Linked DNA regions of Homo sapiens: region 1 is linked to region 2. A link is a contact called in ENCODE POLR2A ChIA-PET data. All regions are on one chromosome and are shown on one strand. Each heading gives the region's core, a stretch centred on a gene start or an enhancer-like site at or near the end of the contact. The rest is flanking DNA. Distances are from core to core; before and after follow the strand shown.

Region 1 (3,444 bases), core at 251-2,750, 140 kb before region 2:
TTAGAGATGGGGTCTTTATCTGTTATCCAGACTGGTCTCAAACTCCTGGGTTCAAGTGATCTTCCCACCTCAGCCTCCCCAGTAGCTAGGACCATAAGTACATACCACTACACTCAGCTAATTACAAACTTTTTTTTTCCTGGGTGTGGTGTTTCATGCCGGTAATCCCAGCACTTTGGGAGTCTGAGGTGGGAGGATCACTCGAAGCCAGGAGTTTGAGAACAGTCTGGGGAACATGGTGAGACACCATCTCTACTAAAAATGAAAACAAGTAGCTGTGCATGGTGGTACACGCCGGTGGCCCCAGCGACTCAAGAGGTTGAGGTGGGAGGATCACTTGAGCCTCGGAGGTTGAGGCTACAGTGAGCCATGTTCACACCAATACACTCCAACCTGGGCTACACAGCAAGAGTCTGTCTCAAAAATAAATAAATAAAAATTAAAAAGCATTTATTTCATAGAGACAGGTTCTCACTGTGTTGTTCAGCCTGATCTCGAACTCCTGGCCTCAAGTAGTCACCTCAGTCTCCCAAAGTGTTGGGATTCCAGGCATGAGCCACCAAGCCTGGCCACTTACAGCACATTGCAATTCAGACTAGCCACGTTTTGACTGCTCAGTAGCCACGTGTGGCTGGTGGTGACTGCCCTAGACAGGGCAGGCTGGATGATAAATTGGAGCTTTAAAAATGCAAGTGGCATACACAGTGGGAACTTGAGTGAAGGTTTCCCAACTCTCCTGGAAAAGGGGGTAGACTAAGGGGTTGAAGGGGATGGGGAAGAATCTCTGGATCTGCTCTTTAATTTCAGCACAACTTTGATGAAGATGAAATGGATGATCCTGGAGATTCAGGTAACAGATTGGGCTTTTTGCTCTGGTTCCATCTGCCCATCCCCTACCCACCCAGATATTTCTGACTGGGGCATTTTTGCTGTTTCCAGATGGGGTCAACCTCATTTCTATGGTTGGGGAGATCCAAGACCAGGGTGAGGCTGAAGTCAAAGGCACTGTGTCCCCAAAAAAAGCAGTTGCCACCCTGAAGGTGACTGGGTACTGGGAAGAGGAAAGTCTCCTTTGGATTCTGGACATCGGGCTGTTGCTGAAGTCCTTGCCTTTTAGATCTACAACAGGTCCCTGAAGGAAGAATTTAACCACTTTGAAGACTGGCTGAATGTGTTTCCTCTGTACCGAGGGCAAGGGGGCCAGGATGGAGGTGGAGAAGAGGAAGGATCTGGACACCTTGTGGGCAAGTTCAAGGTACATTTGGGGAAGGAAAGCGGAACCAGGGAGCCCAGGTGGGGATTCAGGAGGACAATTATCTTACCAGAGCTTTTTCTGTCTCCCCCCAACTCAGGGCTCCTTCCTCATTTACCCTGAATCAGAGGCAGTGTTGTTCTCTGAGCCCCAGATCTCCCGGGGGATCCCACAGAACCGGCCCATCAAGCTCCTGGTCAGAGTGTATGTTGTAAAGGTGAGTCTCCATAGCCCTGGCACGCCTCCAACTATAGCTAAGGTAATGTACACAAAACCTACAGAAGGAAGGCTTTGGGAGGAACCTCGTGATCACAGAGTTCAAGTTCTTCATTTTTCAGGTGAGAAATTGAATCCACAAATTTAGGAGATCCCCTAGGGTTATAAAGCATGTTCATGGCAGAACCAGAATTGGGAGTTGGTCTCCTGACCCCTGTTTGTAGTTCTAGTCCTGTAGAATGGCACGTATAATTCTAGGATGAGAACAGGGCTGAATCTCAGGCTTCAGAAGGCTTGTTACCAAATACCTTTGTCCAACTTTGTCCATTGGTGCAGTTTTCATACTGAGTTCAGCAGGGCCTTGAAGTATTCTTAAAGATATCTCGGAGCCGGTTGTGGTGGCTCACGCCTGTAATCCCAGCACTTTGGGAGGCCGAGGCGGGTGGATCACGAGGTCAAGAGATCGAGACCATTCTGGCCAACCAACATGGTGAAACCCCATCTCTACTAAAAATACAAAAATTAGCTGAGCATAGTGGCTCATGCTTGTAGTCCCAGCTACTCGGGAGGCTGAGGCAGGAGAATCACTTGAACCCAGGAGGCGGAGGTTGCAGTAAGCCAAGATTGCGCCACCACGCTCCAGCCTGGGTGACGGAGCGAGACTCCGTCTCCAAAAAAAAAAAACAAAAAAGAAAGTGAGTGGCAAAGGGATGGAACGAAAGGGGGAAAGGGGTCAGGGTTGCGAGAATGAGGACAAAAATGACACTTCTCAAAGTAGATCTTTTTGTATACCTCTGACTCTTAGAACTGTAGCAGTGTTTCACATGCCCCTACAATAGACAGAAAATTAAAAGCAATCACAGTGTTGAGGAAACCTAACATGGAATACAAACACTAACAAATGACCCTCACTGTATTACAAATGAACAATATAACCACACTGAAGGAAGTGAAGAACAAAACCAAGTAACTCTGGAAAACAGTAATTTGACAGGGCTCTATAAAACTCTAGATGGGCCTGGTGCAGTGGCTCACACCTGTAATCCCAGCACTTTGGGAGGCCAAGACAGGAGGATCACTTTAGCCCAGGAGGTCAAGACCAGCCTGGGCAACAAAGTGAGACTCCATCTCTACAAAAGATTAAAAAACTAGCTGGATGTGGCTGGGTGTGGTGGCTCATGCCTGTAATGCCAGCACTTCAGGAGGCTGAGGCAGGTGGATTGCCTAAATTGGGTGGATCGCCTGAGGGTCAGGAGTTTGAGACCAGCCTGGCTAACAGGGTGAACCCCGTCTCTACTAAAAATACAAAAATTAGCTGGGCATGGTGGCACGTGCCTGTAGTCCCAGCTGTTTTGGAGGCTGAGGCAGGAGCATTGTTTGAAGCTGGGAGGAGGAGGTTGCAGTGAGCCAAGCTTGTGCCACTGCACTCCAGCTTGGATGACAGGGAGAGAGCTTGTCACAAAAAACAAAAACAAAACAAAAAACCAACTAAACTAAAGATAAAGAGAGCTGAACATAAATGCTGTCATCTAGTTAGAAGTATGTGTTAGCAATTCTGAAACTATATTATGTGTATACTGGTATACATGAATAAGTAAACTATATTGTAGATAATGAGAACCAGGTTTCTTACTGTTGGAGAAAGAAGTTACAGATAAGGAAAGGGGATTAAATGAATGCTGTGGTATTAGATCAGAAACAGAAGTATCTGTATAAACTCATGTTTTTAAATATACACAGATGGAAAGATACAGAAATATAGATATGTGTATATATATGTGGATTATGTTATTCATGTTTGCTATCTCCGTTTGCTGAGAAGGCCTAGAATCAACAACATCCTAGTAGCAGTGAGCAAACCAGGTGCCCAGATTTTGGTTTCTAAAAACCATTATTTAATAAAAGGATTAAGGACTCCTTGGAGTTGATTCCAGGACTAGGACTGGGAAAATATAAGTCAAATCTGGAGCATCTTG
Region 2 (3,192 bases), core at 600-3,099:
GGCATGGTGGTGTGCACCTGTAGTCCCAGCTACTCGAGAGGCTGAGGCAGGAGAATCGTTTGAACCCAGGAGGTGGAGATTACAGTGAGCCAAGATCGCACCACTGCACTCCAGCCTAGGTGACAGAGTGAGACTCTGTCTCAAAAAAAAAAAAAAAAAAAAAAAAAAGAAGGAAGCCTATCTGACTATTGCTTCTCCCCCGCCATCCTTCTTACAGCGTGAAAAGTGTTGTTGTAGAGAAATGTACAGAAGGGGTAACTGGCTCTGTCTGGGGACGAGGAAAGGCTTCCCGAAGGAGGTAAATTTTCAGCTAAACTTCTCAGGATGTAGAGTGCTTCCTCCAGTTGTGGGAGAGAGAGAGGAGGATATTTCAGGTGAAGCGAACAGCTTTCCCCGCTGACCCTGTGTTAAGTTGCCCAGGGGCTCTACGGCGAAGGTTCCCCAGAGGAAGGGATCTTCCATACTTCAATGAGGCACTTTAAGAAACCCTTGAGTTCAGCTGGAATTCAGACCTTCCAGAGCTACCAGAAAAACATCATGTGGGAAATTGTGCCCGGCGCGGTGGCTCACGCCTGTAATCCCAGCACTTTGGGAGGCCGAGGCGGGCGGATCACGAGGTCAGGAGATCGAGACCATCCTGGCTAACATGGTGAAACCCCATCTCTACTACAAACGTAAAAAATCAGCCAGGTGTGGTGGCAGGGGCCTGTAGTCCCAGCTACTGGGGAGGCTGAGGCAGGGGAATGGCGTGAACCTGGGAGGCAGAGATTGCAGTGAGCTGAGATCATGCCACTGCACTCGACAGAGCGAGACTCCGTCTCAAAAAAAAAAAAAAAAAAAGCGTCATGTGGGAAATGGCTTTTCCAGCCTCCTGTAGGGGCCGCTGCTGCCCCAGACTCAGCCAGTCTTGTCTAAGAAAACTCAGAGGACGTCTCTGCTGGGGTGGTGGTGGGGTACACCCTGGACCTGCCGCCATCCAAGGAGTGAACTTAAGGGCGACAGTGCCCCCAAGCCTGAAGAATATGCACTCAGTCAATGGCATTTGGGGGTAGGGAGGGGGTGTAGTGGGCACTGATATTTTTCAGTCTCTGGGTCACCACAAGTTTATTAAAATAAAAGAAAATGTGGGTAAATGCTGCCATCTGTGCTGTCCCTACTCCCAATACACACACACAGGCACACACACACACAGGCACACACACACACAGGCACATAAACACACACACACACACACACACACACACACACACACGCATAACAAATCAGGTCCCAGACTAGATGCAGGAGTTGAAACTGCTTTAAAAACACTCTAAGAACTTAACTACAAACCCACACTCCCCATGCTTCTGGGGCTTAAGATCTTTGAGCTCATTCTTCAGCATCTCTCCTCGGGAAAGTGGGGTGGGCTGCTCCATGAGGTGGAGGTGAAGACCCCTGAGTCTGCCCTGTGGAGGGGGAGGCCCCCTAAGCCTAGAGTCCCGCTGCAGGGCTCTGTGCCAGGAGCCCCCGTGAGCCATGGCCTCGAAAGGGCAGCGGTGATTTTTTTCACATAAATATATCGCACTTAAATGAGTTTAGACAGCATGACATCAGAGAGTAATTAAATTGGTTTGGGTTGGAATTCCGTTTCCAATTCCTGAGTTCAGGTTTGTAAAAGATTTTTCTGAGCACCTGCAGGCCTGTGAGTGTGTGTGTGTGTGTGTGTGTGTGTGTGTGTGAAGTATTTTCACTGGAAAGGATTCAAAACTAGGGGGAAAAAAAAACTGGAGCACACAGGCAGCATTACGCCATTCTTCCTTCTTGGAAAAATCCCTCAGCCTTATACAAGCCTCCTTCAAGCCCTCAGTCAGTTGTGCAGGAGAAAGGGGGCGGTCGGCTTTCTCCTTTCAAGAACGAGTTATTTTCAGCTGCTGACTGGAGACGGTGCACGTCTGGATACGAGAGCATTTCCACTATGGGACTGGATACAAACACACACCCGGCAGACTTCAAGAGTCTCAGACTGAGGAGAAAGCCTTTCCTTCTGCTGCTACTGCTGCTGCCGCTGCTTTTGAAAGTCCACTCCTTTCATGGTTTTTCCTGCCAAACCAGAGGCACCTTCGCTGCTGCCGCTGTTCTCTTTGGTGTCATTCAGCGGCTGGCCAGAGGATGAGACTCCCCAAACTCCTCACTTTCTTGCTTTGGTACCTGGCTTGGCTGGACCTGGAATTCATCTGCACTGTGTTGGGTGCCCCTGACTTGGGCCAGAGACCCCAGGGGACCAGGCCAGGATTGGCCAAAGCAGAGGCCAAGGAGAGGCCCCCCCTGGCCCGGAACGTCTTCAGGCCAGGGGGTCACAGCTATGGTGGGGGGGCCACCAATGCCAATGCCAGGGCAAAGGGAGGCACCGGGCAGACAGGAGGCCTGACACAGCCCAAGAAGGATGAACCCAAAAAGCTGCCCCCCAGACCGGGCGGCCCTGAACCCAAGCCAGGACACCCTCCCCAAACAAGGCAGGCTACAGCCCGGACTGTGACCCCAAAAGGACAGCTTCCCGGAGGCAAGGCACCCCCAAAAGCAGGATCTGTCCCCAGCTCCTTCCTGCTGAAGAAGGCCAGGGAGCCCGGGCCCCCACGAGAGCCCAAGGAGCCGTTTCGCCCACCCCCCATCACACCCCACGAGTACATGCTCTCGCTGTACAGGACGCTGTCCGATGCTGACAGAAAGGGAGGCAACAGCAGCGTGAAGTTGGAGGCTGGCCTGGCCAACACCATCACCAGCTTTATTGACAAAGGGCAAGGTGAGGGGGCGGGGTGGCAGGGGCACGGCTCAGAGGGAGGGGCATCTGCATGAATGGAGGGGCTTTCAAAGCCCTGGCACTGCCCTGGTGGGAGACACTGTGTGCATCTGGCCCGGGGTGGGTGTCTGGGGACACTGACACATATCTCACACATAGCAGATCCTAGGCTGCCCACACATCAGGGCTGGAGGGCACCTAGGAAGCACCAGGTCCAACGCCTGCAAGGTGCAGAGTGGGCACTAAAGCCTAGAGAAGAGACAAGACCTGCCAGTTCGTGGCAGAGTTGGAGACCAGATTCCGAGACTTGATTGCTCAGTTGTGCATCTGTACCTGCTGGGCTGGCCGAACTTTCCAAGCTTCACAGGTTTGTAGGCGGTCTCAGACGGCAGAGAAAGAAATGAATCTTGAGGTCC

The links. ChIA-PET counts read pairs that join two places held with the same protein, here RNA polymerase II (POLR2A).
Region 1: POLR2A ChIA-PET joins it to region 2 with 21 read pairs in BJ. The contact joins the enhancer-like site here to the promoter of GDF5 in region 2. POLR2A ChIA-PET finds 5 or more read pairs at or near these places in 3 of 52 experiments (BJ, WTC11 and activated B cell).

The regions. Positions count from the first base shown.
Region 1 is chr20:35,574,192-35,577,635 of GRCh38, reverse strand. It overlaps the pseudogene FER1L4. Among named protein-coding and RNA genes, the nearest start is that of ERGIC3, 34 kb to the right of the region's middle. RefSeq lists a silencer at 468-630. Within about 2 kb of position 1,500, at least 4 of the 41 ENCODE cell types and tissues checked have a DNase peak (open chromatin) inside an H3K27ac peak, as active enhancers do.
Region 2 is chr20:35,436,885-35,440,076 of GRCh38, reverse strand. GDF5 (growth differentiation factor 5) reads left to right here and starts at 1,849. Exons shown (of 2, transcript NM_000557.5): 1 at 1,849-2,779. The coding sequence starts at 2,149. RefSeq lists a silencer at 925-984 and promoters at 1,676-1,929, 1,394-2,148.